Linked DNA regions of Homo sapiens: region 1 is linked to region 2. A link is an interaction called in ENCODE POLR2A ChIA-PET data of the cell type or tissue named here. Cell type or tissue: MCF 10A. All regions are shown on one strand. Links, peaks and the distances in the headings refer to the core of each region. The heading gives the core; the rest is flanking DNA. Region 1 overlaps PTEN (phosphatase and tensin homolog). Region 2 holds the start of LOC101929727 (a long non-coding RNA gene).

The links. ChIA-PET counts read pairs that join two places held together with the same protein. Peaks named below come from ENCODE experiments on the same cell type or tissue, not always from the same donor. Only the 100,000 strongest peaks of a DNase experiment are listed, where the experiment ranks them.
Region 1: POLR2A ChIA-PET joins it to region 2 with 11 read pairs; 4 of 35 experiments call an interaction of 5 or more read pairs at or near these places.

Annotation. Positions count from the first base shown.
Region 1 is chr10:87,866,436-87,876,584 of GRCh38, forward strand. The region is part of intron 1 of PTEN (phosphatase and tensin homolog); the gene reads left to right. Among named protein-coding and RNA genes, the nearest start is that of PTEN, 7.9 kb to the left of the region's middle. In MCF 10A, for the core only: no CTCF peak of the experiment used is centred there; no DNase peak of the experiment used is centred there.
Region 2 is chr10:88,127,907-88,138,055 of GRCh38, forward strand. LOC101929727 (a long non-coding RNA gene) reads left to right here and starts at 4,206. Exons shown (of 3, transcript XR_001747537.3): 1 at 4,206-4,647. In MCF 10A, for the core only: CTCF peaks have their summits at 3,759 and 4,018; a DNase peak (open chromatin) is centred at 4,005.

The DNA.
Region 1 (10,149 bases), core at 2,457-7,456, 260 kb before region 2:
TGTGACTTCCAAAGCAGTCTACTATTAGCATGAATTACTGACAGTCATCCAAATATATAGGAACAAAAAATTAAATGTTTATGTAACTTTGAAAAAAAAGCCTTTGAAGAAAATAATTGAATGCTGTCTGGGAGACAGATTTCTTTCAGCACTTAAAGTACATAACACACTACTTTTACTTTTCCCACTTGATTTTAAATTATCAGGGTTATTAAGACCTTAAAATTATTTTACCAGGTTTTTACATGTGAGCTGTGACATGACTGGCATTTTCTTTGATTTCAGCGTATGTTGGTCTCTACACATGAAATTTGTGTGACTTAAAACTTTCTCTAAAACTGTACTTTTAGTTATGATATGCATAGAAAGCAGTATCAAATATTGCGTCAAATGACTAATAACACTTAATTTCTAGAGTTGTGGTTTTATTGAGCCAAAAGTTGATATGAAAAAAAGTCAGTAAGGAAAGTCAGTGAAGTGCTTGCTTTTTTGATAATTGCACTCCCAATAATTTTGATATTCCAACGTACTTGGTTTGCTTGTTTTCACGTTAATGTTTTCTGTTTATTGGAGTGGGAAGGCATTAAAATTGTCATTGAAGACTTTGTCTTTGACATGTTGTAGTATTTATTTCAGTAACTAACCTGTGAAAAGTTAAATTCCTTTATGAAAGTAGTGATTGGAGTATTTTTATCTGATAAAGAAAGATTAATAATGAAGCCATTTCTCCGAGGAAAATTGAGGACAATAATTCAGTTTTAAAATATTATCGCAAAATTAAATTATTCTAAAAATTTGTTAGTAGGGTTATATGCTTAATATTAGTCTGAAATATAGTGCTGAATTTGAGACTATAGAAAAATTAAGTGTATTTAGGGTATGTGGAAACGTTAGGCTTCTGTTGTATTTTTATTGTTTGGTAGATTTGCCTCTTTTCAAATAAATGTTCACAGGGAATACTTTTAACTTGTAGAGAGTACAGTGACTATTGAAGTTACCTAAATTACCTCAAGGTAAGTGATTACTGAAATTAATCATGAGGGTTTTAAAAAGTATTCTATTCACAACATTTATTTTACATTGTTTTGTATCTGCTAAGTTATATTTCCTGAAAAACATGACTGGACCACCTAATTGCTGTATGATAACTTACAAACTTCATTTTTCATAGTGCTTATTCAAGTGTAAAGCACAACTGAAAGGAGTAATGTACAGTTTATATGAGGAAAAAGGAATTTTATTGCTGCCAGTGTAAAAGTTTGCACAGCAGTATAGTCATCAATGCAGATTTACATTGCTTATAATATACTAAGTAAATACTAAATGATTAAAGATAATAAAATATGGTGAGGTATAACCACCTTCATTTTAAACTTAGTTTTAGAAGATAGTAAAGAAAGATTCCTTTATTACCTTTTTAGAATTTTATTTTTAATAACATGGGAAAGGCAACTGGTGATATTTTAATTTTTGTATGGAACAGTGCATCTGCTTTCTCATAGCCACATAAAATACATAAACTTCTTAGTGTTATGAAATGGCTTACTTTTTGGAAGTGAAGAAGTCTTCAATTCTTATTTTCTAATGTTATTTTGAAATTTGCCTCCATTTGCTGTTTGTTCATTTGGTGATAGCGCAACACTTAAAAAAATATTTTAAGCCGCTTCTGAAGTAATCACTTCAGTGACTTTTAATGGAGGAGTATTTGTTATGGGAAATTCACTTCACAAAGTTTTAACATTAATTCACTTGAAGTAAACGTGCTATTTTTAAATTTTCATCTCAATCTTTTAAGTAAGACGAAAGCTTAGGAAATCACTTTTATTATTGATATTGTGTGTGACTTCAGAGTTTGTAAAGAGAATTGTAGAAGTGTTGCATGCATATGACAATTTTCTGCTTAATTGAAATGTGAGGCCTCTGCCATACTACAAGGATTTAGCTTCCAGAAAATGTAATATTAACATAGCTTAAGAAATGTATTTTTTTTTTTCTGTAGAAACCGTTGGGTTAAACAAACAGTTCAGAAGTTTTATTACATGGAACCCATTAGTTCTTAATCTTGTTACCTTTTTCTTCATTTTTTCTGTTAAACTTGATTTTCACAGTCAGCATTGAAGAATTCATCTTGTGGCCTGAATTCATTAAGAAAAGATGTTAGGATTTGTTCTGAAGATAGTGACTTAGGAAATTTGTGAGACTGGGGTCAGTCAGTTCTGTTTTACAATTGCTTTCTATTTGGTAGCTTTGAAATTAATTTAGTTGCTTATCAGAGAGAATAATGTTGAGGTTAGACTAACCTTAAATTGGTAAGGCTTTGCTGAGCAAACTGATAACTGTAAGTCTTTTATAGGGTGCATTACTGCCACATATACGTTCTTCCATAGGTGGTTAAAAGTATATTGGTCTGTGTTTGGTGATTCTCTTTGTACATATTGAGTATATGCATTCACTAATGTAAAATAATTTGCCAAGAAAGGTGAAATTAGTATATTGTACTTGACTATTCACCTTTCCCTTAGTTTTTTGAATTTTTTTCATTGGTTGCAGAGGAAGTATTAGCAATTTAATTCTTTTAAAATAATTTGCACTGGAATAAATAAGTATCGGCAAATATAAGAAGAGTAACATAATTTAAGGGTGAATTAATTTTATTTGGGAAGTTTTAGTTCTGTATAGTTAAGGCAGATTCTTCATTTGCAACAGTTGACATTGGGACATGTGTGAACATCTTCAAGGTATTAGGACATCTTCAAGGCATTACTTTTTGGCAGTGTTGAGAATTTTTTTTTTTTTTTTTTTTTTTTTGAGATGGAATCTCGCTCTATCGCCCAGTCTGGGGTGCAGTGGCAGGATCTCGGCTCACTGGAACCTCTGCCTCCCAGGTTCAGGCGATTCTCCTGCCTGAACCTCCCAAGCAGCTGGGATTATAGGTGCATGCCACCACGCCCAGATAGTTTTTGTACTTTTAGTAGAGATGGGGTTTTACCACCTTGGCCAGGCTGGTCTCAAACTCCAGACCTCAAGTGATCCGCCTGCCTCGGCCTCCCAAAATGCTGGGATTACAGGCGTGAGCCACTGCGCCTGGCCAGTGTTGAGAATATTGAGAGATGGATATTGTAGCTGTACCTGCCATCAAAAGAATTTTCTTGACCTCCACATAGTGTGAAAAAGAAGACTGTTTACACATTATATTTTAAGTAATTATACACATAATTATTATCAGTACTCACCACTTCAAATATGAACAGTGAATCTAACCAGTGTTTGATTTCTCTGTGTGTGTATGTGTATACAAAGTTAGCAAACCTTTTATCTTAATATTTATTAAAAAACGAATTTTTGTTTCTTTAAAGAAAAGACTACCTTAGAGAATATTGTTCTATAGTTTTTAAATATGGTCAGATCTATTTTAAATTATGTTAAAATTTTGAGTATTACGTTTATCTATACTTTTAAGCATATATACATTGTTTCATTTTAGATTTTAGGGAGGCAGTGTGGGCTCTGGAGCCAGACTGCTTGTTTTGTAATCCTGGATCTTCCATTTAGTAGCTGGATGACTTTGAGTAGGTTATTTAGATTTTCTCAATCTATTTTATCTGTAAAATGGGGATGATAATGGAACCTACCGCATACGTTTATCTTGAATAGTAAGTGAGATAATAATAAGTAATTTCATTTAGCATAGTACCTGCCACATTGTAAATACTTAAATGGTAGCTACTGCTCTGAAAAACTGTAATTTCAGGTTATGTATGTAGGGAAATTATTTGTATTTTCATTTATGGTGTATGATTGTAACTGAATTTCCTCAGTTTGGGCCATGTTAGGATTTTGTTTCAAGTTATAAGTGTTTTTAAAAATAAGGGTATTCCTTTAGGAAGTCTGGGTATGACATGTCTGTGATTTTGCTGGTTCATCACAAATGGGAAATAAATCTCTGCTAACTCAAACTGTTGACCAAAGTAAAATTAATTATGCCAATCAAAAACTATTTGCTTTAAAATATAAAAGGCAAAAACTTCCTATTAGCATAATGAAGTAGAATTTTTAAACTTTGTTATAATCTTAAATTTTCTTTAGTGTTGAAGATAGGTCAACTTAACTATCATACATTTTTATTCACATAAAGTAAACTCTGCCTCAAATGTAATAAACTTAATATGAGTTATGTAAACTTTGGTCAATAGAGGTATATTTTTTAGCATTTCCTTTTGAAAATTTCAGCCTTTTGAGGGAGTCTTGCAACTGAATGTCAAGTTACATTTATTACAATAAAATGGACACTTAATATAATCTGTAATGCATTAACATAATATGGGAACTTTTAAAGTATTCAGTCTCTGTATTATTGAGTCCTATTTCCACATTTGGCCAGGATTCTCAATATGATTTAGGCCCAAGACGTGGGAAGAAAGAAGTAAAGAACTAAAGGATTTTTTTCTTCATTTTTTTAATTGAATATGGGGAAAGATGGAATAAGCTTATCTGTCCAGTAAAGGCCATTATGTGTACATAGGGATTATTATTTTTCCCCCCCTTGGGCTGTACTGATTTCCCAGATGTACCACAGCACTCTTAGTAGTGAAGCACTTGACTTCTAGTGAGTGGATTTTTTGTGTGTGTGTTTTATATTGCAGAGTGAATACACTCTGTCTGATACTATGTGACTTTCTGATTATGTGATTTTTATGCATTTTATGTGTTTTGTAAACTAGCTGTATTTTTGGTCCATGTCTAGGTTGTAGAATTGAATTGTGCATTTTGGCATCTGAGCACAGCTGAGTTTTCTAAATCAATCTCTCTCCTTGCACCTAGTTTTTGCTTTAGATCACTACCTAAGACTTACTGTTGATTTAATATTAGAGCACTTAAGCATAGCTTTGACTTTTATTTCCTTTGATTTTTGTAGATTTTCAGGCTGAAGTACAATAAGGTTCTCTGTTCTTTACTAGTAATTGCAAAGATTGTATTCTGTGAATTTTATTTGTTTAATACTTTTGATCTTTTGAAGAGGATGTAATTATTTAAGGTATTATGAAATGCATTGTGATTTGAATTAGATACTCTTTGGAGATGGAGTTTTGCTGTTGTTGCCCAGGCTGGAGTGCAATGGTGTGATCTCGGCTCACCACAGCCTCCGCCTCCTGGGTTCAAGCAATTCTCTTGCCGCAGCCTCCCAAGTAGCTGGAATTACAGGCATGCGCCACCACGCCCGGCTAATTTTATATTTTTTTTTTCAGTAGAGATGGGGGGTTTCTCCATGTTGGTCAGGCTGGCCTCGAACTCTTGACCTCAGGTAATCTGCCTGTCTCAGCCTGCTAAAGTGCTGAGATTACAGGCATGAGCCACTGCGCCCGGCCTCAGATACTCTTTTAATTAGATGCGTTTAAAAATTTAACCCACCATTGCTGGCATGAATAGATGTATTTTTAGAGTGATTCATAAATATCGTATACATGTTTAAAGTTACAAACTTTTTGCTTATTTCAAAATGCAGGATTCTTTTCCATTTAAAATTCCCTCTCTTTGTGAGACTTCTTTTTGAGTATTCTGGTTACTCTAAACTGATTGGAGATGAAATTAGATAGAATTGAAAACTGTACTTTTAAAATGAAATTTTGGGGATGTCATTAAGCTTGATTTTTTAGGTTTTTTTTTTAGTGTGTATTATAAATTATTTTACACTGATTGTCAGCGATAAAATGGAATGCCTGGGATTTTTTAAAATTTATTTTATTCATTTTTATAAGGTAAAAACAGTGTTTTGCTAGGCTTAATTTGACCATGTTGTAAAATTTATTGTATACCTTGAAAGAATCATTTATGAAAGATACTGAATTAGCTAATATATACTCTGTCTTATGTAGTTTTTGATTAACAATACACTTTTTAAATCATTAGCTCATTTGATTTTGCAAAGAAGAACAGGTAACCTAAGAGGCAGACAGAACAGGCATTACTTTTATTTTTCTTTCTTTTTTATTTTATTTATTTATTTATTTATTTATTTTTTGCAGCTTAGGAATTGTAGCTCCAGTGGAATCAGTATCTTGTTAATGGCTAGTGAAAGACTGAGTCTGAAGAAGGATGCAGGACTTTTTTGGCACTTGGTGCAGTATTTTTCCCATTATGTTACATGAGTGGTTCTTAAACTTCAGTGTGTTAGAACAACCTGAAGGGCTTATTAAGCTATGGATTGCTTACTCCACCCTCAGAGTTTCTGATTCAGTAGGTCTGGATTGGGACCTGAGAATTTTTATTTCTTAGAAGTTTTCAAGTGATGCTGATGCTGGTGCTCTGGGGATCACACTTTGAGGACCACCAATGAACATTATCTCCCACCAAGCAAACCCTTAACATGTTATACTCCTTTAGGTTATTAGAATTTATACATGCATTATTTCATTTGACCTGTAAACTCTAAGTAACTTTGCATGGAAAATGTTATCCTGATTTTATAGACGAGATAGTGAGTTTAGAAAGGCAGTATGGTGGAATGGAGCATAGATTTGGAGTTGGCTAGACCTAAAGTCCAGATTAAATCTCTGCTCAAGGCTGGGCGTGGTGGCTCATGCCTGTAATCCCAGTGCTTTGGGAGGCCAGCGTTGGCAGATTGCTTGAGTCTGGAAGTTCGAGACCAGTCTGGGCAACATAGGCAGACCCTGTCTCTACAAAAAAAAATACAAAAATTAGTCGGGTGTTATAGTGCGCATTGGTAGTCCCAGCTACTGAGGAGGCTGAGGTGGGATCACCTGAGACTGGGACTTTGAGGCTGCATTGAGCTGTGATTGGGACACTGTACTCCTGCCTGGGTGACAGAGTGAGACCCTCTCTCAAAAATAAATAAATAAATACATCCCCGCTCAGCCACTTATCAGTTACGTAGATACACTGCCTAACCTTAGTGAACCCTGTTTCGACAACTCCAAAATGGGAGTAAAAATCCTAAACTTGTACAGTGGTTTTTTAGTTTTGTTAAAAGTACAGGTGAGGTTTTTTTCAGAGTATTGGTTGCCATCTGAGAGTGATCCCCTTTCACCTCCTCTAGGACTTTTAGCATTTTCTGGAGACATTTTGGTGGTCACAGCTGGGGTGGTAGAGTGTGCTATTGGCTAGGGGCTTGAAGCCAGTGATGCTGCTTAACATCCTATATGGCACAAGACCCCTCCCCATCAACAAAGAATTATCTAGCCCAAAATGCTGTGTAAAATGTCTGGTATATAATAAGTATAATATTTGATGAAAATCAGTACCTTTGCCCCCAGGTGTGATATTTAAGAAGGTCAACTTACTAAATCAGTGATGGAGTTAGTCCTAACATCTGGGTGTTCTGACTGCTGCTAGGCCAGTATTCTTTATATGATAATAAGAACTTTGTCCACAGAAGATATCCCTAATAACAAAAAAGGTTTATTTGAAGAGGACTCATGTGTTCTTTGGCTGATTGTGAAAGTGTTGCTTTGAACTTCTGTTAGAAAAGGTTGAAGATGTTTTCCGTAAGTGTTTTTAATACTGTACGTAGTATTCAGAAGGATGTTTAATTTTTTTTTTAATTTTGCTAGTAGTTTTTAAAGTAATCCTTTTTCCTTTAATTATGTAGTTGTTGAACTGTTGGGAGTTACTTTTCTCTTACTATTTTGTTATTTAATGTATTCTTTGACCTTATGCTTTTTTATTCTAAAGCTGCTTTTATTATAGTCAGATATGATGAAGTTAAATGTACAATGTAAAATTGCAAATTTCCAACGAGCTATACAAACTTAAATATTTCTAAGTAAAGAAAATAGGGCTGACTCTAAGGTTCTTTGATCCATGTGTTGCATTCTTTTCTAGGCCCTAAATTTGCTATGCCAGCCTGTTGAATTAAAGTGCTTTATTTATCTAAATTAGAAACTTGTATTAAAGTGAAGTTTTAGAAAAAAAGAAACAAAATCGGAATGGAGTTTTAGGTTAGCCCAGAGATGGGAAGATGCCAAGAAGGTAGCTTTAGTGGATTCTGAATTTTTTGGTTTTGTTTTGTTTTTAGGGCAGGCAAATGTAATTACAAAAGGGTTCTAGGAATAGATTGCTGTGATTTTTTTTCTGTTTGCATGATTTTACAGTTTGCTTTGCCTCTCACTTTTGAATGCAGAATAAAATGTCAAGGCCTTATTTTTTTTTAAATTCTTAAGAAATTTAAGATTTGACTGTTAATTCCTTTTGAAATATGGGATATTTTGAGATACCAATTATTTAAGACAAATAGGACTCATTGTTACAATTCAGTTGAATAAGGCTTATGATGTTTATTTCAGTATATGAATGAAAACTATGTGCTTATTGTACTTAAGAAAATTTCTTTTATTAAAAACATGACTAAAGAGAATTTTAAAAATCACCCACTGTCCTACTTCTCTAAAACTTAATGTTTTCATATTAGCTTCCAGTTTTGTTCATATGCATATACTTTAAAACCTAGTTCATGGTGAACTTAAGAGGGTGTTCTTTTTAAAAAACAATTTCCATTGCACTTTGTCGTTGCCTTAATTAAATGGTGAAATCATCAGAAATATTTATTTTCCTATACTTATACATTTATTAAGCTTGTTTCCATTTTTTTATTTTGTGATTTTTTAAGTGGATTTAAGATAACCTAAACATTAGAGAGGATTTTCATGGTTTTGATTCATGAAATCATAATGTTATACAAACCTAACTGAAGTGTTAGAGCCTTGAAGATTTTTCCCCCGAATTACATATAGTAACTCTACTTGTATTTAATACTGAAAGCATATTTTACTTATTTAAGTGAGACAAAGTAAAATTTAGCTGAATACTTTAGATCTATCATTTCCTTTTCCTGTTGTAAGAACATTACATTGTGTTGAAATTAAAGTGGATATAGAAGGTAATTAGAATAAACTGCCACATCATTTTTATAGTAAAGTGGTAATAACACTATTGCTTTCTGTTTTTTTAATCAGAAGGAGTATGGGCTTATAATGATGTTACTGTTCCCTGAAGCATATTTTGAATGATACGGTTTATATTTGCACAGTTGCCCAGGTAATCATTGTGATATTAATTGATCAATTTGCTATTTATTTGCGTTTTAAATCAGTACTAGTATTTGTGCTTAAAAATTTTGCATATGTTTTATCAGATTTAATTTTTAAGTGTCAGATACTAAAACAAATAACCTTAACTTTATTAAATTATAATTTTTTATCATGAGGTGGTATTCATTTATTCATATAGTTAGAACAAAAAATATTTAAAATATTGAGGTAGAAACAAATTAGTCTCTTTTTAATTAAAAGCCAGATTACTTGTTAGAGTAACATTTTCCCAAATGAGGTAAAATTGTTGCGACTGTTAAACTTAAGGAAATTTTGATCTAGGTGTGGTATATACCTTCTTGTGGGGTGCTAATGAAAACAGGGATGGCAAAAATATTTTGTTTGTGAGTGTATGCATTTATGCTTTTTGACAACCTAAGAAACACTCTTACATCTGAGTATCTTTCATGGACTAGCTGTAGGAAATCTATATAAAATAGCTTAGTATACTGAAAGTATGACATAGTTTTACATATCTAGATTGTGGTTGTGATTATATATAATACTATAAAATATGCTAACGTGCTGCTTAATAATACTATTTGGATTTTTTTTAATACTGAAAAGGTCACACAGATTGTGATTATTGTGTAGTGTCCAAGAACTAAGGCCTACCATCTGTTACTCAAATGTATGAAAAAGTTAAGATAATTTAGTGATATAAGTGGTTTTGACACCACTGTTTTTGGAATAATCTAATTATGATTTTTATAAAGACTAATATCAAATTTTAAACGTTTGCAAAAATGAAACCTAATAGTTATACTGTTATTTATATTTTTCTATTACAATACAGATACTGGCTGAGAACTAAAGATTGTGTAATAAACGCCTGGCCTTCAGTCATTTGGTTTTTTTTTTCCCTCGATTGTTTGGATAGTTAACTGGACATCATGTTTTAACTTGAGAAATTAAGTTATACAAGATTTTGATATTTTAAACTAGTTTTCCTAACTGGTTGAGATATATAAGAATTTAGTATTACAGGACTCAATCAGGGAACTGATTTAATAAGAATTTCTTAAAAATTTGTTTAAATATTTTT
Region 2 (10,149 bases), core at 1,916-6,915:
TTATTGGGACTTGAGCATTTTAAATACCTTCCCTGGTTTATCCAAAAGTATCCTCAGCTGTCAAATGAGTTAGCTGGTTTTGTGGTCTCCAGGAATTCCTTTGAGCTTGGGCATTTGGTGGTTCTATGATTTCTTTCTGAGAAAGTTCAGCCTTTACCTTTGTTTCTACACGGAACTTTCATGGCCTCAAATGGACCAACTCCTAGAACCAATTCCCAAAGAACTCCCTGTTGAGTTGAGGGGACTCCCCTGTGCTGTGTAGATCATACTTTTGAAGTGTGCTTGTGATGGCATATGTTATCATGTATTGTCAAGTGGAAGGTATTTTTAGAAACACAGGAAGAAAAAGACAACATTCATATTTCATTCAAGTTTTATAAGTGGTCAAATTACTGAAGGGCTTAGAGAACTAGGGATAATTACGTAGTGGTAGAATGACTGTTGGTGAAATGAACAGATATCAATAGGGTATTTAAAGATTAGGAAATTGGAACTGAGGAAAATTAGCTGGTGGCCCTAGTAGAGGACCTATGTCATTGATTTTGTTGAAAATGGATGCTGGTTGATTTTTAGCTCAGTAAGACAGACTTCACAATAGAGACTTCAATTAATGTCTCCCTACTGACAGGGTACAGGATACAGGAGACTTAGCATCATGTGAACATCTATTACTTTTTAGACATCATATTCAGCATTTGACAAGATACTTTGTCTTAGAGGGCGTGTGCACCTTATAAATAATGTCATTTTCCCGAGGCAAACAAGTGCCTCCTGATGCATGAACTGTTCACATAAGTAGATGCTTAGTGCTTGCCGGTTGCATGATTGCATCAATATAGTGAAAACTCTTCTTTCATTGTGTTCTTCATTTTCAATACAATTTCTTTTGTCATGCGATTAGATTTTATCCAAGTCTCAGGGTAGTTTTGGAAAGGAAATGTCTGGGGCTTTTTAACCAGCTTTGCTTTGGGAGGGTGAGAGTTGAAGAAGGGTGGGGAAGTGAGGAGGGGTCATTGTGTCCCAGCTAGATCCTTCTCTCTGAAGGTGATTTAGATGCAGAATTAATTGGACCTTTGAAGCATAGTCAGTACATCTTCTTCTCTTGTTTTCTACCCTCTGTCTCCATAAAACCAGCTCACTAATATGGGGCTTGAGCTTCAAGGTTTAAGGCCTTATGTTGAATTTGTAAACATTCCATCTTGAAGCTGTGCTGGGTTGAAAGAGCTCAGCTCAATGAAGAGAACCACTTCCAAATAGCTTTTCTGGGTTCTCATGACAGCCACCCACTTGGTTGTGCAATGTGGGAGGAGTTTGTTTTCATACACTGAGCCTCCTCTATAAGCTCAGGTGGCGTGTCACATTACTCCTTGGCCAAGGCACTATGTTCTTCTCATGATTAGTAAAGCCAAATTGTAACAATAGGAAGCTTAGATAATGCACTTTTTGTACCCATGGTTTATCTTTCTGAAGGCGGTTAGCAGTTAGGGAATCCCTAAGATTCCCCAATATTCTCTCTAGGCATAAGTCAGTTGCTGATTTAGAGGAATGAGGATAACATACTAAAGCGTCTTCAAAATATTACTACAGAGAACAATCAAAGCCTTTCATTAATGCACAAGCATTTATTTTCTGAGCACCTAAAATATGTCAAGCATGGGAATAACTGCAAAGCAAAGACATGGACTCTTACTTCAAAACACTCTCTCTCTCTGGTGGGGCAGATTACTGAGCAAACAGAAATTTCAATAGTGTAATGGGAGCAGTAAAAGACTACCCTTACTCAAAGGGATCAGGGCAGGCCATCCAGAGGAAGTCAGAGTTGAGCACCTCTGCAGGAACCTGTTGGTATCAACTTGAGGGGGCAACATATGCAAAATCACAGCCATAAAAAGTATGTAATTTTATAGGAACCACGAGTATGGGATGGCTAAAATACAGGTTATTTATATATATTTTGGAGTAAGGGAGAATGCATAAGTGGTGAGAGATGAAGTTGGAGAGGGAAACAGAGATAGAGCCATGAAGCCTCTGCCTTATGTATCATTTTAGGAGTTTGGCCTTTTTCCTTTACTGATAACATAGGGAAGCATGCAAAGATTTTAAGCGTGAAAATGACATTCACTTAGTAATTCAACAAATAGCACCCAGTACCTACCATGTGCCAGTTGTGGTTTTAGGGACTGAGGTTACAGCAATAGACAAGACCACTAGGTTCATGTCGGACATGATCTGATGTACATTTTAGAAGGAAGCTATGTGGCAGCAATATGGCGCTTAGATTGGGCTCAGGGACTGAGCGAGAAATGAGGATTTTAACTTCTTATTTTCTACATGCATTGAGACCATCTGGGATGTGTTGATCACAATTTTCAGTAGTCCCCAGAGAAGAACAGTAGCTTATTTGTGGTACTTAAAAAAATTGGAAACACCAGACCTGGGTAAGTACTAATGAGAAGCCTGATAAATCAGTAAGGTTGAACATTTATAGAAATAGAAGGCATAGGCTGGGCGTGGTGGCTCACGCCTGTAATCCCAGCACTTTGGGAGGCCGAGATGGGTGGATCACGAGATTGAGACCATCCTGGCCAACATGGTGAAACCCCATCTCTACTAAAAATACAATAATTAGCCAGGTGTGGTGGTGCACTCCTGTAATCCCAGCTACTTGGCAGGCTGAGGCAGGAGAATTACTTGAACCCAGGAGGCGGAGGTTGCAGTGAGCCGAGCAGGCGCCACTGCACTCCAGCCTGGCAACAGAGCAAGATTCCATCACACATACACACACGCGCACACACACACACACGAAAGAAATAGAAGGCATAATTTGTAGGTAGTAGGTTCCTAAAAAAAAAAAAACACATGAAAGATAGAGGAAATTGTGCAGTTTGGGAAGTAATCCTAGGACACACCTGTGGGGTAGTAGGAAAATTGGATAGGGATGGGGTGTGTTATACAACCAGTTACCACTATAGACAATGGAGTCTGATCTTACTAGGAATTTCTGGGAAATAGTGGAGAACACTCCTTAGAATTATCTCAACTAAGCAGCTAGGAAGCTGGGGTATTTATACACCAACTCATCATCTATCAGTGGTTAAAGCCTGTTTCTGAGGGCCTCAACAATGAAATTGGTTTGTGTGCAGAAAAACTGTACTCCTAAAGCCAGAGAGTCCCAGGCAGTTGTGGGAAGCCCCATCAGTGTACTGAGGTGAGAGCTGAGGGGATGTGGGTGGAGTGGTAATGGCATCTGCCACAGGATTTAATAATTCTTGGGTGCTTTTCTTTTGCTCATTCATAGGTACTGGACTCTCTATAATTGTACTAATATGTAAAAAACAACAATCCTAAAAATTGGGTTAGGTTAGTGGTTCTCCGCTGGGGGTGACTTACTACTCCCTCCCTCAAGGGGAATATTAGCCACTATCAGGAATCATTTATTTGGTTGTCACCACTGGGAGAGGGAGAGTGCTACTGGCATCTAGTGGGTAGGCCAGAGATGCTGCTAAATATTTTATAATGCACAGGACAGTTCCTCCCACCCCCACAAAAACATATCTAGTCCAAAATGTCAATAGTGCTGAGGTTGAGAAACTCTGGGCTAGATTAATGGTATTTCACAAATAACAACTCCAAGGTTAAGACAAGTTGAATAACTTCCTTGGGTTTCTAAACCCAGTGAATGGCCCAGCCAGGATTTGAATTGAGGTTTATCTGCTCCTAAAGCCTGTGCTTTTTGATTTATGTTGGTCTGCCTTCCAGAGAAGGAGAAAAAACCTGAATCTCAGAGACTCACTGAAAAAGCCCCAGCATTAGTACCGGTCATGGCTCCTGGGCCAGGACTTCAAAGGAGCCTGGAACTGGCTGTAACTGGAAGGAGGTGGGGGAATGAACACCTTTTCCATTTTTCCCTGGCCTCTCTCTCTCCTGGGCAAGTTGGGGCAGGCTGAGTGGGCACAGGTCCTGGATCTGCATACCAGGGCTGGCGAGGTGCCTTTCGCTGGAAGTCCTGACTCCTTCTCAATGCACAAGGACGCCCTTCTGCTGCCAAAGCTGGCTGGTGGTTCTTTCTGGAATGGCAGCTTTCCCCATCCCCCTTCAGGCTTGGGTCGATCTTCTGGCAGGCAAACGTACTAAAGAGTTACAGGTGGTGCAGATACGGTTTGGAAGGAATCCCAGCTGGGCCTCCTCCCAGAAGCCTTCTGATCACTCACCAGATAACTCTAGCTGCTTGCAGAGTCCTGGGAATCTTAGCTTCTCCAGGAAACCAGCTTCAAGGGCAACAAGAGGTTCTGAGGAGCTAGAATAATCTCGGAAGCTGAAACTGCTTTGTCCTTTTGCTTCCTTAGGTTGGAAATATTTTTGCAATACCACTGAATCCTCCAGTTTTTACCCCTTACGATGGGAAGTGAATACAGTATGAAAAGGGAGTGGGACATATGAGAGGAACGACAGGCTCAAAATATGAAGACTTAATCCAGACACCTCTGTGTCTCTGAACTTGCGTTGTTTCTTCTTTGGAGGTGAAGTACACATCGTTTTACTCCGGGCAGAGGACTTGTGCTCCTTTTGAGAACTTTCAGCTCTGTAGTGTCGAGTCTTCTGGTTTCCAGATCCACATCCTGCCCTGGGGGAATTGACATCCATCAGGTATACTGTTCTTGGTCTGTTTAATCAAACTTTCATGATGTCGGTTGGAATTTCACATGTGGAACAAGTATAGAAAAATTAAGTGATTCCAGCAGCTTAAGTCCAAAGGGATGCATTAACCTTTGATATCAAATACATTAAAACATAGTACATCTCAATAATCTGTTTTCGGAGGCACTGAGTAGTAGCTGGTTCACTTGTTCATTCATTACTTCACTTTTTTTCACTCATTCCACAAGCAATAATTGAGTACCTGCCAGGTGCTGTGGAGGATATTAAGGTAAATATGATAAAGCTCTTGCCCTTAAGGAGCTTAACATCTAATGGGAAAAGAGATCAATAGCTATCTCAGGTGGCAGGATATAAATATTACAAGAGAAATATGAAAAAGTGTAGTGATGCTATTTTGTTTTAGGCTATGAAATAGTCCTGGCATGGTGATGAGGCAGAAAATGTGGGCTATATTTTTAAGAAAATAGATACTGGAGAGGAAGAGAAAAATGGTCTTCAGTCTGAGGGATAGGTAAGGTTTGAGGATTATATATCAGTCAAGTACGCTTGGTTCCCAAATAATGTAAGTTTTCTTAAAAACTTCTTGTCCTCCAATTATTATCTCTGTTAAAGCAACAAACTTAGTGTATTAAATGTCAATACTACGCAAAATATGGCTTATGGACCCCTGCTGGTCTGCAAATTGTTAATATTCCATGATGAGAAAAGTATAGAAATTGATGATTTAGTAAGTTACGGCAATTTGACAATAATTTTGTTTGTTGACTCTAATAACTACAAAAAATTGGGGCTTATATTTTGTATATCTTTAGATAATTTTATTTTTCTAATCGTTTATTTTTATTGTGTTTTCCAAAAATAACAGTCTGTGACACATTGGAAATGAAAAAAGTGATTCCTTACCATAGATGATTTGAGAAGCACTGTATAAATGATTGCCTACATCTGTCTTCCTACTAAAATATAAGTTTCTCCAGGGCAGGAGCTGTATTTTTCATGTCTGTATTTCAGTCCCAAGCTTATGAGTAGGTGCTTCTTAATGATTTGTTGAATTGAATGAAAATATAAATGGGATTTCAGTCAACTGTAAGTAAATTATTTTCAGTTTTTGGAAAGCCCATTTGTATTTTTCAGCTTGAATTAGCTCTTGGATTCATACATTCATCCATGATGAAAGCAGTACTTGATTTTATTGTTCTAGTAATACTTTCAGACATCACAGTTGTAAGTCTGAGTTGCAATATTCTGTTCTTTTGTGACTGTGTACTTATTCACCTTATTAATGTCCTCATGAGTCTAAGAATTGAAGCCTTACTACCCTTATTCTTTTTCCATCACCCTCCAAATTCAGTATATTGGAACTTTTCCAGTTTTATATTTTTCTTAAAGTATAGAAGCAGGTCCTTTATAAGTTATTGCCTTTCACATAATGCCCATGGTTTTGCTGCCATTTTATTTACATATTCATTCACATATTCATTCACATATTCATTCATTCATTTACCACTTATTCCCAAACACTTATTAAGTACCTGTATGAGCTTGGCACTTTACTCGCACTGGAGATATAAAGAATAATAATATCCCTACCCTCAAGGAGTTTATAGTCTACTAGGGGAGTTAGGGATACAAATACAAAAATACAATAAGACATTACAGGTATTAGAATGGATATATACATGAGAAACAGAGAAGGCACAATATCCAGAGTAGTCAGTTCTCTGTTGTAGGCCAGGAGATGCTTCAGAGAACAGCTTCATGTTTCTTAAATTCAGGTGGAAATGTTAGTGACTATTTGCCAAGGAGACAGCATTGCTGGCAAAGAGCTGGCATAGGATGGCTGTTGAAAGAACTCCACCATCACCATCACCATCAACATCATGATAATCACAACTACCACAACCATGGCCACCACCATCATTATGGCCATCACCATCATTATAACCACCACTACCACTACTATCGCCATCACCATCACCATCATAATATGACCACCTCACCACCACCACTACAAAGACCATCATTATAACCACCACTACTACTACTATCACCATCATCACCATCATCGTATGACCACCTCACCGCCACTGTCACCAACACCAACGTTTACTAACATTCATCAGTTGCTTCGTATGCTTAGGCATAGTGCTGAGGAAGGACCTCATTTGGATTATCTCACGTAATCTTGCAACCTATGAAGCAGGCACTCTTAGCATTCCCAATTTATAAGTGAAGAAACAGAGGGATGGCATGGTTAAATAATTGGCGCCACTTCATGCATCTAACAAGTGACAGGATTCAAACTCAGGTTTGCTTGATTTCAACTAAGCTTTTAAGTGGGTCTCTTGCAAGTCTGAAACATTTAGCCTGATGTTTAACTTTATCATTTTGATAGGTATTTTACTGCCCAGAAGCTCTTTGTGTTATTGGCAGGCATTTTAGGATTTGATTTTTTAAGTCATCTATTCAAATGTTAAACAAGATTATTCAAAGAACAAATCTCTGGGGAACCCCAAAGTGAGCAATTTTTGACACAGTGAAGTATATGATTATCCCAATCTGTTGTGTCCTGTTTTAAAATACATTTCAAAGCCTTGAGATAGTCAGTTCTCTGATGCTATGTGACCCAATGTGGCCACAGGTATGAAATCTTATCACGGTTTTTTGAAAGTCTGAAATATTGTACATTACTAGTTATGCCTTATTCACATCCTCACTTATAGCAAACATTAATCAGGGGGTAGAGATGAGGATTGTGTTCTTCAATGATTAGTAAGTACCAAAAACTACGCTCAGCACAATCTACATTATTTTGATTTTCTCAGCCAAAATCTCCATTTTTCAGATGAAAATACTGAGACCCAGACTGATGAGGTACCTTGCTGTAGGTCCTGCTATTAGTAAGTATAGAAGCCGGGACTTGATCACTGCTCGAGATCTCTGCAGAGCCTGCAATTTTATACCACGACTCAGAAATGGGAGTAAAAATAGAAAATAGGGAATTTAGGGAAAATGTCAACTTCCCAAATGGCTCTATCTTTCAGAAGTGCTTACTTTATTTGGGCCTAATTTTCAAAAGCCTGTAGAAACAAGGCAGAGAAAATACACAGAATCATTGCCTGTGCTCATGAGTCTCTGAGCTACTTGGGGTGTGCTGGCTACCATCCCTATGGTTTCATAATGCACTTTCCCTCTCTCACCCCACATTCAGACACTGCTCCAAACAAGACAACCTGTCTGTTTTCCTGCCACAAATGGGTAAAGTTGTCGACTTACTCTATCTTGACAATTATTGTTTTGAAAGAAACTTCTAAAAGTTTAATCACAGAGAATGCTTAGTCACTGGATACAATTTCAAAGAGAATTTGGAAACAAAATAAATAGTCTTGCCTTTTCTACCCCATAAGGTGTTGTGGGGCCCAATAGGATACGTTAATTTTTGAAAATGATATGCCTTTATTCAAATAAATGTAGGAGGTGTTACCGGGTCTTGACTTTTGTACCTTATAAGCAAGGCCATCTTGCTGCAGTTGCTCTGAAAGAAGATAAATGAAGTTCAGCCAGAGATGCTGCAGGAGAGGAATGTATGGTGGGTGTGTTATTGATGAGATATGATGGTTTTCTAGTTCTGTGACCTATAATTTTCTTATAACTCTGTGCCTCAGTTTCTCTATTTGAAAGATGGAGATATTAATAGAAACTGTCCCTAGGGTTACTGAAACTATTAAGTATGCTAATACGTATAAAGGGCTTCACACAGGAACTACCTCAGAGCTGCCACAGCAGAAATGTTAGCTCTTTTATTGTTATTCTCCATCACTGCCTTGATCCACCTGCCTGAAAATCTCATCTACCCAGAACAGTGAGCCTCAAGTTGTCAACTGCCCTTTAGCACAACTTCTGATAGAAGGCTAGAAGGCTAGAAGGCTGCCTGGTTGCTGACCAAGGATTTTCTTTTGCCTCTTAAAATGCTATCATTTTCTCTGTGTAAACCATAAACACATTAACAGAAAACAGGGCCTCGTTCACTAGGCTGCCATGAGCCTAGCTCCCAGCAGCAGCAGTTCCTGATATAACAAAGTGGTTTCACCTTACTTAGGTAGAAAAGATTATGTTGATTTCCTAAGTAGAAAACTCCAAAATATTGGCCAGAGTGCTATTCCTCTCATCACTTATGTCTTCAGGTCTTTCTGAGGGAGAAAAAAAAAAAAAAAAAAACTTGAAAAGAAAAAAACTCAATGTTTCTTTTTCCGCCAGATTGCTTCTTTAATTGGTGGGTCTGAGTGTGGCCCCATTTACCCAGTGGCTGTGCTAAGGTTTAACGACTAGACCAGTGGTTTGCACTAGCACTTGTCCTAGTTATTTGACACTTTTTGCTGTAGGTCAAAGTGAGTAGACATTCTGGTTTTGCAGGGACTGTCCCCAGTGAATTGGCTCAAAGTGTTTCTTTTTAGCCACTTTATGATGTACTGTGGCCCTTTAATTCCCACCTAGCCCCACTCAGACTGCAGACATGAAGTGATTGCTTTTATAAAATGTTAATTGGAAGGATTAAACAATCATCTGCTTTTTTCCTTTCTTTTTTTTTTTTATATGGAGGCTGAAATAAAAACCGAGGAGGTACAGGGTTGCTGGTAATTGCAACCTAAAAAGGCTGGGGATTCTGAAAAACCATACTACAACATAATTTCTATAGGAGGAGGGGGCACAGCTTTGGTCAAGCCTGTTTGGAGAAGCAAGAGAGTGACTTATTAGAGCATGTTGAAAGTTAAGAACCTGGGGAAACAAACTACCAAGCCAGTGTTAAAAAGGAAGTTAACCCGATGAAGGCACTCAAAGCAGGGCAAAGAAAGTGGCTAGTGGAATATAAAGTTCCAGCCTTGACCCTTACTACATAGTTTTAAATAAACACCATGAATACACCTTTGTTGATAATTATTTTCCATTTGACTTCCTACATTTTGAATGTAATATTAGCCAATGGAATACTAGTATTCTAGGGTTAGAAGAATCATTGGAAGCCATCTAGTCCTACTCCCTGTTGAGAATATTTTGAGGGCATTTGTGTAGGCCAGGCTGTAGCTGTATCTCATCCATGTTTGTTATAATGAGATCTGGGAATTTACACTGGAAACTCTTTGTTCATTTGCAAAATTTAAATTGTTCTTGATTAGGTTGCTTCCCAGAGCACTTTTATATAATTAGAATAAAATAAATTGTGGTGGGGAAAGGTGCTTATACATCATCATTGGATTACCCATCTGCCTTTGAGATGTGGCTGTGTAAATGGTTCAGCTGTGGGCCACTTGCCATGTTGGAAACTGGTGTATTGTAGTGTGTGGGGGGTGGGTGGGGGTAGGTGCCTGGCTTAGTTTAGATATTCATGATCAGTAGAAGTTCACAAAATGTGGAATTAACTGGTAATCATTGTGTAACTTGTGATACGCTTTCTTGGGCTGGACTTCTGGGATTTCATATGGCAGGAAGAAA